2 separate regions of the Mus musculus genome follow, and region 2 is linked to region 1. The links are chromatin contacts, found by Hi-C in ENCODE. All regions are on one chromosome and are shown on one strand. Each heading gives the region's core, a stretch centred on a gene start or an enhancer-like site at or near the end of the contact. The rest is flanking DNA. Distances are from core to core; before and after follow the strand shown. Region 1 holds the start of Nemp2 (nuclear envelope integral membrane protein 2). Region 2 overlaps Nab1 (Ngfi-A binding protein 1).

Evidence for each region. A loop is a pair of places that touch in the nucleus more often than their neighbours do.
Region 2: a map of adrenal gland shows a loop between it and region 1 (2.7-fold over the local background). The contact joins the enhancer-like site here to the promoter of Nemp2 in region 1. A Hi-C loop is called at or near these places in 1 of 37 maps with a recorded cell type or tissue (adrenal gland).

Annotation. Positions count from the first base shown.
Region 1 is chr1:52,627,253-52,632,346 of GRCm38, forward strand. It overlaps Nemp2 (nuclear envelope integral membrane protein 2), which reads left to right and starts at 3,453. Exons shown (of 9, transcript NM_001142647.1): 1 at 3,453-3,599. The coding sequence starts at 3,506.
Region 2 is chr1:52,460,970-52,466,332 of GRCm38, forward strand. Nab1 (Ngfi-A binding protein 1) reads right to left here. Exons shown (of 8, transcript NM_008667.3): 6 at 3,816-3,978; 7 at 1,119-1,235. Among named protein-coding and RNA genes, the nearest start is that of Gm23460, 19 kb to the left of the region's middle. Within about 2 kb of position 3,996, at least 1 of the 3 ENCODE cell types and tissues checked has a DNase peak (open chromatin) inside an H3K27ac peak, as active enhancers do.

The DNA.
Region 1 (5,094 bases), core at 2,203-4,702:
ATGTCTTTTGAAGTACATTCTTCTAGTATCTCAAACTATTGGTGGGTCCCAGGGGACATCAGTATTGTCTTGGCTGGCATTTCTTCAAGGAAAATCACTACCAGACAGTGGAGGATTAATTTCCCCAGTCAATGGCAGACAAGGCAATATTTCAGTGGTGGAGGTGGGAGTATACCGTCTGTCGAGGGTGGAGAGATGGCTTCCCCAAGTGACATTAAACCCCCAAGAATCTGAGGGTTGAAAGTCCTCCCACATGTTTCTGGTTCAGATTACAGGATCCCATTCTTTACCAATTAATGCTCTACTTTAATGGATGATGCCCTCCAAGGCCTGGACTTGAGTTTTTGCTGTATTTCACCCAACCTTACACTAAGGGTGTTGCATTTAAGCTCTGTTGTTGCTGGAGAGAAGAGTCTCTTCCAGGCCACACTTAGAAACCTTTAGACTGTTTACACACATCTAAAGCTGACCATCTTCACTGTTGTTGTACTCCATACTCTGGTAAGATAGAAGTTGTTTAATTTTATCATGAAGTGTATTCTTTTCCTTTGTCAGTTTATCCCGAGATGCTAGGAGCAGCCAACCAGCATCTTCATTTTCCTTATTTTTTTTTCCCACAAGTTGCCCAAACCTCTTTTTACACAGAGTCACCAAATCCTTTGCCTCTCATAATTGGTGAATCAGGATAATCAAATGTGTTTGCCTTCTCATGTTCTTAAGATAGCTTACACCGTGGGATTTCAGTATTCTCCAAGGTGCTAGGAAGAAGCATCAATAATTGGAGAGGCTTTGGTAACCGTCGATGTTAGCCAATTGGAAAGCTTATTCCGGATACTTTAAAAAGTTATATGTATCCTTATACTTACTTCTGTTGCTCTGGAACCATTCCCGACATCAAAATCTGTATTAGTCAGCGACCTCCAGAGGAACAGAACTGATAGAATGGCTTACTATGCACCATCTCCTTCAACAATTGCTGTTTATTAATGGGAGGCCCAAGAATCTAGCAATTATTCAGTCCCTATGGATGGATGTCTCAGCTGGTCTTCTGGTAGGCTCTGATAACAGTAAAGGAATGGACTTAGCAAGAGGAATCACAGAAAAAGTGTGAGGAGCGGGTGTGGCAGCAGTCCCAAGAAGGCGCCAGGGACTGCAGCTAAGTCTTATGACTTGCACCTGACTTCCTCATACACCTGAAAATAAGCCACAACCGTCGTGAGAGCTGCACAGGTGCGCCATGATGCTGGTGGTTTAAACAAGTCCATATTTGGTGGAGACATGCCCCTGCCGCCCTGATTGGCTGAAGCTGCGTGCCTTGGTGAGGTGACATGGCCTGCTGTGAGTGGATGAGGACTGAGAGTATATAAGAGTGAGAGGCCCGGGGTTCGTGGGAGATAGATGAAGAAAAAGTTGAAGCGAGAGAGATGAAGACGGAAGTTTGCTGAATAAACTGCCGTTAGAAGGACTGGTGGTCGTGTCGTTCTTGCTGGTCGAGAGCGGACGCGACAAAAAAGAGCAAGCTTCCTTCTTCCATGTCCTTTATATAGGACAAAGAAAGATCTGGAGTAAAAGTATGTCTTCCCACTTCAAATGATGAAAAGAAAAATTCCTCAAAGGTGTACACAGCCATTTGAGTTTAAATTAATTCCAGATGTAGTCAAGTTGATGACCAAAAATAGCCACCATACCTAAGGATATTAAATATTTATTGACCATTTGTATTTTTACCTTTGAAAACAACCTATTCAATTCATCTACCAATTTAGTAATTAGATGGTTTAATTTTGTTTTGTTTTGTTTTGTTTTTTGATCAGCGCTGCAAACATATGTCTCTGCTTGTTCTCTATCTATTGAAGACAGCTTTAAGAAAGTACATTAGTCATTTGGTGATATGTTTCTTTCAGTTGCTTTCCTTAGCATTATCCCAAATTAACCAAACCAGTTTGAACAGAATTGGAGCAAAAAGTTGCTTTGCAAGAGGCATACCAAGGGGATCCAGGGAAAAAAAATGATAAAGGACAGATTCCAATAATGAAGGTTTATTTTTAAAAATCAGCCCCTAATAATTTCCTTAAAAAAAAAAACTCTGAGCTTTTACAGCCACATACTAGGTATACACATATACGGGGCATTTGGTGAAAGCCTCCTTTAGATAACTCAGAGACATTCTTTCCTATTTAGACCATTAAAAAAAATTGAAGCTGAGTTATTAAAAAAAAAAGATTTCTATTATATCGAGCTTAGTGCTGTTAGTGGAAGACTGGAATTAGAGAAAAGAACACAACTTCTTACTCTAGCTTTGTGTGTGTGGTGGGGCAGGGATGGGGATCAGAGGAAGGTTAAATTAGGTCTCATGTAGCCAGACTAGCCTTGGATCCCCTATGCCACTTAGGCTCACCTTACCCATCATTAACTCTGTTTCTCAAATGGTGGGATTACAGTCCACTACCACCACACTCTTCTGCCCTACTTCAAGTATGAAATAGTAAGTCACACTGAAAGGTTTCCAGAGACCAAAGAAGGCTTGCTCTTAACACAGAATTATCCTGATCATCAATAAACCATAGGGCTCAGAAACTGTGAGTCTCTTTCTAGGACAGACTATTCTCTTGTGGTTGGTGGTGGCTTTCTCTGCTCCCCAGAGTGGTTTACTGTGCAGCATTCCAGTTTCTTGGAGTCTTCTGTCTCAATAGGCTGACTTTAGAGAGCTATCATCTCTGCCAGGTTGGTTATGTTTAGAACACTCACTATATCTTTGAATTTTTAAAAATACAATCTCATTTTTAAAAGAAGGCTTATTTTTTAATTTAAGTGTATGGGTGTTTAGCTTGTGTGTATGTCTGTGTACCATATGTCTGCAGAATTCAGAAGAGGGCAGTTGATTCCATGAAACTGTAGTTACATATGTTTGGGGCTGCTGCCATGTGCACGCTGGGAAACATGGGTTCTCTGGAAGAGCGATAAGTGTTCCTAAGCACTGGACCATCTCTCCAGCCTCCAGATCTCTATTAAAGTAACACTTTATTAATAGTGAACTTATATAACCCTTTTGGGTTTTTTTTTTTTTTTTGAAAGATACTGTGTTCATGAGCTTAGACACAAATTATTTAAGCACCAAATTTCTCAACTTGTTGCTTAAAAAAAAAAAAAGGAAGAGGTGAAAGGAGGGACAAACAAACAAACAAGTCAGGCTTTTGTCTAAGTGGGGCTTGCTGGTCTTATTTCTGAGAGGGTGCATGTGAAGAGCCTGCCTTTCTGAGTGGCCCGCACCAGTGCTCTGAGAACCCTGCGCGGGGCTCCGGCGTGTTTTAAACTGCCCGCCAACTCTGCAAGCTGGCCCAGGAGCAAGAATCGGGAAGGCAGGTGATCGCCCCCTGGAGGCCACTGGGAGAGCCGCTCGGCGGACCGCGGAAGGGCGGGGCCGCAGCCGGCTCCGCCCCTGCAATCCCCTCCCTCCGCTTTCCCGCTCTTGGTCCGCTGCGCCACTTCCGCCGCTCTGGCCGCGATGCTGCCTAGGTTGTGGTGGCTGGTGCTCTGGCTGCAGCCCCTGGCTACACTGCCAGCGAGCGCGGTGCACGACGAGGAGGCAGCGATGTCAGGTAACCCCGGCTCCGGGCGGGGGGGCCTCCTTTCGGCGCCGCAGGGTCACGCGCGGCCGCGGCCAGGCCCCGCCCCTGTCTGCGGGCATCGGATACTTCAGTGTTTTGGTTTGTTCAGGATCACACCGCTGGACAACCGCACAGCTGGCCCTTTGTCTGCAGTTTATGTCTGAAACCTTATTTTATCTGTCTTCAGAAATCTCAGGAAACTCAAGGCTAGAGAAGGATAGAAGCTTCAGAAAGGAACCGAAATTCTGTTTCTGATTGGCTGCTGTGACCTGGGTAGCTGGTCATATGCAAAATACTGCTGATGCTCCAGCATTGAACCAGGTGCACAGGAAGTCTCAGTGAGCTACTCAGACTGTTTGGGGTGCTTAAGATTCTGGCTCAGAAAGCTGTAGCAGCAAAACGCAGTCTCCACGAGTTTAACATTTATTTCTACCATTCACTACATCCTTCAAAAGATTGCTTGTTTGTATTCTTCATTACATGGTCACTTACAGACTCAAGGGAGGCTGTCAAGATACAGACTTTCAATTGGATAATATTCCGACACCGACAAAGTTAGTAGGGTGTCTAAGACTGAAAGAGAGAATGGATGTTCAGTAAGCAGTTATTAGCTTCTGTCACACCTTGTGCCCATACTGGTATCTTGCAGTGAGTTACACCTTAGGGGACGGTCTGTGGTCAGCTTTTCATTGAACAGGAATGTGTTAATTAACTATTTTGTGCTATGCAGGGCTGATTTGCTCTAACTGCATTGTCTTATACTGATTATTCATATATGCCCATTTTACATGCTAGAGAACAAAGAATTGGTAGTAAATATAATAGGTACTTGTGAAAATATAAAACAGTTTGAGGAGGAGGGCTCCTGGGCGTGGCAGCAGAGGGGTAGAAGTAGTTATATAGATTCAGAATCTTGGGCTCTAGTGCAGTTGTTGATTTAACCTGTAGGTGTCGTATTCTCCAGGGCACACAGGTATTATTTCTGCTCCTTTTATTTGCTTCAAGGAACTCAGTTTTTCAAGTTTTGCTGCTGTATGGGTCACCATATAGCCCTAGCAGATCTGGAGATTTTTACATAGACCAGGCTGGCCTTGGCTGTACAACATTCCTGCCTCTACCTCCCAGGTGAAGGGTTTTCAGAGCTGTACTGTTGCGCCTAGCTTAATAGTCCTCAGTTGTGTTAAAGACGCATGTAAATGTTCACCAGGACTTTCTTTCTGAGAAGTGTAAGATACCCAGGAGATGATAAAATTCCAGTTCACAGCTGAAAAGAAAATGGCAACTTCTGTCTTGCCATTCCAGATATTCCTTACGTTCACATAGGAGGGGATCACTGTCCTGCAGTGTTGAGTGACACCTTGGGAACCCTTGGTTGGCTAGGTCTAAGAACTGCTGCTACTGTAAAAGCTATGGTCTTATGAGGGGCCTGTGATGAGACAGCTAGACAATAATCTCTCTCACCCACAGGGAATGTATTTTTTAAAAA
Region 2 (5,363 bases), core at 2,746-5,245, 170 kb before region 1:
GGGAGGAGAGAAGTATGATCAAAGTATACTGTGTAAAACTCTCAAAAAAAAAAAAAACAACTGAAATGAAATCTTAACAAAAAGCCAAAGCTCTCCCTTAGGAATCCCTTTGTTCCGTTCTATGTAAAACCCCAGCCTAACTAAAGCTCCGTGTAGCAGCCATACCACGTGTATCACCAGGGTGAGACAAAGATGACCAATGCAATTGCGCTATTTCTTTTACGTAAAGACTTCAAAGCAATCTGGGTTTGTAGGGAACATGTGAGTTTGTTAAGAACTTTAAAGAAGGGGTTGGCTTTTCATGTTGCTCAAGATATGGGACCAATTTGCTATCATGTTAGGGTAATTCCATCCTCAACTTCTTTGACAGTCAGTGTGAAACAGTGGCCAGGTGGTCAAGGTGCACAACATTACTTAGGACATCAGGCTTTTTAGCATCTGCTCCTAGGAGCATGAACATAAAGTCACAGACTCTCTGGATAAACTTCACAGCAGGTCCTCAATGGACAACAGCTATAAAGACAGGTTCCCCCTGGCTGAACGTACAAACCCAGGGAACTGTCCTATCTCAGCTTTCCCATCTAGAAAATCAGCGACTCTGACCAAGTGATTCCTAGAGCTACTTTTTTTATTCGGAGACTGAGTGATACCAGACTCGCCTCGATGGTGCTGGCAGCCACTATCTACCGCTATCTGACTCATTTTACTAGAGTACCCAGATGTGCCTATCATTCCAGACATCAACCTCACCCTAAAATGCACCTGTGCAAAAAGTCAGGTCCTGGTACTCAGGGCTCTCTCAGCACAAGGACAGATGCAGAACATGCCGGTGACACACCACAGCACTGTCAGAAAAGCTAGTCCCCCTCAGCATAACCACTCAGCTTAACCTAACTGCAGGTCAAAATCCATAGCTAGTCAAGTCACTTTAACCTTTACAACTCTTCCCAGACATTCCTTATACTATTATGATTCTCAAAGAGGCTGGCTAACATTTTAGCAATCTAAAATTCCCAAGGGGAACTGACAAGTGACACAGTTCAGTGGGGACAGAAGTGGGAAAGCAGGGCTAAGGGAATGCTGTTCAGGTTTTCCCTGGTTGCAGTCTGCAGTCTCACCTGAGGAGTGGGACTTGGCCTCACTGGAGTAAAGCCTACTCAGCTCCCCATCCACCACAAAATGATGGGGCTGTCGGTTCTGCACACTCGGAATTCGGAGATTCAAAGGTCTTTCTCCTAAGGAAATGGAAGAAAGAAAGAAAAAGAAAAAGAAAACAAAGTAACATTTTAAACAGTCCCTGTGATTTTTGTTGTTTGGTTTCTGTTTGATTTTATAGATAAACATTCACAAGTTGCCAGTACACACCTTACTGAGAATGAGAAGAATTAAGAAGCTCTGCGGCATTTATAATAGCCAGGAAATGACATTTAAAATAATAACTTAGGAGGAAAATGGCATGCCATTAATGTTAGTACCTGGCATATACAAACTGTTGAGGGATACTTAAGAACTAAGATGAACAGAACAAGAGATGGACATTTCTAGAAGCCTTCTAATGCCGAGTTATACAGCTCCTCTGTAAGACATTTTCTTAATAATCATATACTAGGGCATGCTATCAACTCACCACACATTTAATAGTAGATAGGCAGAGAATGCTTTAGGCCAATTATAGTTATTTTTTTAAAAAAAACATAATCCATGAAAAAATAATTAGTACAAATACTGTAAAATGTGTTACACATCATATTATATTATCTGTCACAGAAAATTACTATCGCACAGCAAGTTATCCTAGTGTCATAAATTAATCACCATCAAGTTGTTCATAATTGTCTTTTCTTATATGTTAATTCTTAGCCACTAAGAAGGGTCAGAGAAGCTAAAGAAGACCTCAGCTACAACGTTTCTGTCAAGTGTTAGAAAGGAAATCTTTGTTTTACTCTGGTGTTGTGATCGAAGGTGACATTTCATTTCATGGCTAGAGAATGCTTACTAACGAGGTATTCTTATTTGAATTGGAAAAAAAAATCTTTGCCAATACATGTCAGACAGGATTAGCATCCATGACATATAAAGGAGTGCAGAAATCAGTCACAAAAACCTCTCCTCTCACCTTCCATTAATAACTGAACTAATGAAATGCCAAGGTAGAAATATACACAAATGGCAAAGAAGAAATATACACACATACACACTTCCTGAATATCTGGGAAATGGCTCAACATCTCAGCTATCATGCAAATGCAAATTAAAATTAAATTTCCACATCGCTCTAGTCGGAGTGGCTATCATTGAGCCTGCAAGTGCCAGAGAGGACACAGGGCAAGAATTCTCGGCTTACTGCTGGTGACAGTGAACACTGGTACAGCCACCTTGGAAACCAGTATGGAGGGCTCACAGAAAACTAAAAACAACCTCCATGCAGCCCAGCTCTACCACGCCTGCATACATGCCTGCAGTGTTCTGGAGACCCTACAACAGAGATGTGCGCGATCCGCTTATCACTGCACTCCTCAACAGCCAAGATATATCATCAGGCCCAGATGTCCACCAGCAGAAGAGCAGATAAAGAACACGAGGTACAGGTGCATGGGGGAGTTTTATTCAGCCAGCCAGAAAGAAAAGTAAAATGATAACACAGGGAAGCAGATAGGTTGGGAATCATATTACATTAAGTGAGGTAAGCCAAACTGAGAGATCAACTCCACAGTTTCTTTTGTATGTTGAACCTAGATGCACACACGCGCACACTGCACACGCATATATGTGTGTGTGTGTGTGTGTGTGTGTGTGTGTGTGTGTGTGTGTGTGTGTGTGTGTGTGATGAAACCAGAAAGGGGATGATAGGAAGAAGGGATTTTATGGAGGGTGAAGGGAGAGAGTGTAATATGGTATGTGTTACAAGAAAGGGGCTGTTGGAGGGAGGAAAATACTGCATGAAATACCACATCAAAACCTGTTACTTTTTAACAGGTTAAGTTATGAACTTAAATCATGTTTTAAAAGATGGACTCTTACTTGGTGAAAGAAATTATTAACAATACTAAGCACTTACTAGAAAGTAAATAATACATAAAATAAGACAATATCCTTCAGTATACTATTTACTGATATTGAAGCTAAGGACCGATTTACAGGGCTACACACCATTCCTCGCTACTTGAAGCTAAGCTGTGCATAAGCAAGGATGTCTTTTGCACTGCTCTGCCTTCTGGCCTTGGAGGCCTGCCTGGCATATAGAAAACACTTCAAAAAACCTTTTCAATGAGTGGATGACAATGACATGGGGTTTTCTTCATACTGAAGACAGGAGAAAAGCCAAAAACATTTTTTTTTTCAGAGTAGTAAAAACACTCATGACTCAGCTTTCTAACACAGACTTGTGTTAGGAAACAAATATACATTTTAGACAAATTGATTTTTGAAATTTAAAGAACGATGTTTCTGTCGTTTGGAAAAGGTGAGGGTGTACTTCAGTGGAAGGCCCTGGGTTCAATCCTAGCACCACAAGGAAACAGGTGCTATCAGCAAAGCAGCATCTTTGACGGAATCTGTTTCTTAGGGGAAATGGGCTGTATTCGCACATCCCTGTCCTGACCAAGCCTCTACACATGCGCAAGCTACAGTACAGGAATAATAAAACGTAAGGACTTTTAGAAATTAAAATATACAGGATGCAGGATGACCACTTTCCTCTGAAAAGGGACTAGTGAAAATGGATTTCTGCAGATATGATCCCTTCAAGACATAAAGGAATCCATTCTCCCCACTTCTCTTTGAGAGGCAAGTGGCCAGTCACTGCAGAGGCTCACCTTGTCCATCAGAGCTATCAGAAGGCAGGCCGCCATCAGGGCTCTGCTCGCCGGAGCTCTGCCTGTAGAGCCCGGCCGTGAGTCTCCTCTCCTGCTGCAGCCTCTCATACCCGGCCTGGGCACACAGGAGCTCCATCTGCTTCGCCATCCCCTTTTCAGCCTGCTAGTGAGTAAAGCAAAGATAAAAGCAATAACTAAAGCATTCTAGATTTCTTCATGGCCTGATGCTGCTAATTTGAGACACCAGCGAATGCATTTAGTATTTATTAAAAGGAGCTCACACTTCCTGTGGATGTATATCTGCCTCCATAACTATGAATGCATGCTTGTGTCATGTAAGACACCAGGTTTGTTCAAAAGGTTTCCTTTCAGTCCCATAAAGAGAACTCTATGTAAACTCAAAGCCAATGTAAGCTTCACTTTGTTTCCCAAGGTTCTGAGTCCTTTAAAGGATTTCCCCTTCTTTCTAAAATAGAAAAAAAGAAAAGAAATCAAGAAAGAAAGAAGATGGAAAAAAAGAGCCTAAGAGCAGCAGCAACATCTGCTGTCAACTGCTTTGAGCACAGGGTGAAATCCTGGCATCTTATTTTAGGATTTGGCGCTACCCAGATTCTGCTATGATGACAGCCTGCTTGGAGGAGAAAAGGTGTAAAATGCTTGTCTAGAAGAACAAGACAAACACACCTCCCACCAAAATTAAACAATGCAAATTATGCAGAGAGGCATCCCTGCCAGCAAGGATCTCTGCCTCCATCCCAGAGTGAAGCAGCATTTCCAAACCACGCATAGATGGACATGTTTGAAACAGAAGGCTGCTGTGTGACATATGAGGTCACCTCTGCACGTGTTTTAGAGGCTCCTTTTCTGTGTTCTGCTTTAAATTACTTGCATGTGATATTCAAAGCAGTGTGTCTATATGACATTTGCCAATGAAGTAATAGTCAAAATGCAGATATGATTCATTATCATGTTATATAAAAGTACTATAAGAATGCCACTATGTAAAATTGGTTACAAAAGTCATGATTCACAATTTTAAAAATCAATAGATGGAACACATAATGGATTAAAAAACAGAAGAAATACCCTTATTACTTTTCTAGACATGTACAAACCAGATCAAAGGTAACAACTTCATTTTGGCAAGTTAACTGGGGACATTTCAACAGGCCATTCTGGGAGGGAAACATAGTAGCAAGGTTTGGCAATACTAAACGGGCCTGCAAACAGGTCTGCAGTTCTGTCTAAAAGGGACATTCACACACGGACTTTGGAAATGTCCACTTCTGAGCACATACATAGTTAAAAATTGACTAAGATTTTGGGGTAGGAGGATAGCTATTGTAGCACACAGTACTGGCTGTAGAAGCCTGAGAAACCAAATTCAAATCCCAGCACCCACATGAAGAACTGAGCTGGGAGGTATGCGCCATGACTCCAGCATGAAGAACTGAGCTGGGAGGTATGCGCCATGACTCCAGTAGTGGGGAGCAGATCCAGCTGGGTTCCTGGGGCTCTGCAGCCAGCTAGAAGAACAAATAAGAACAA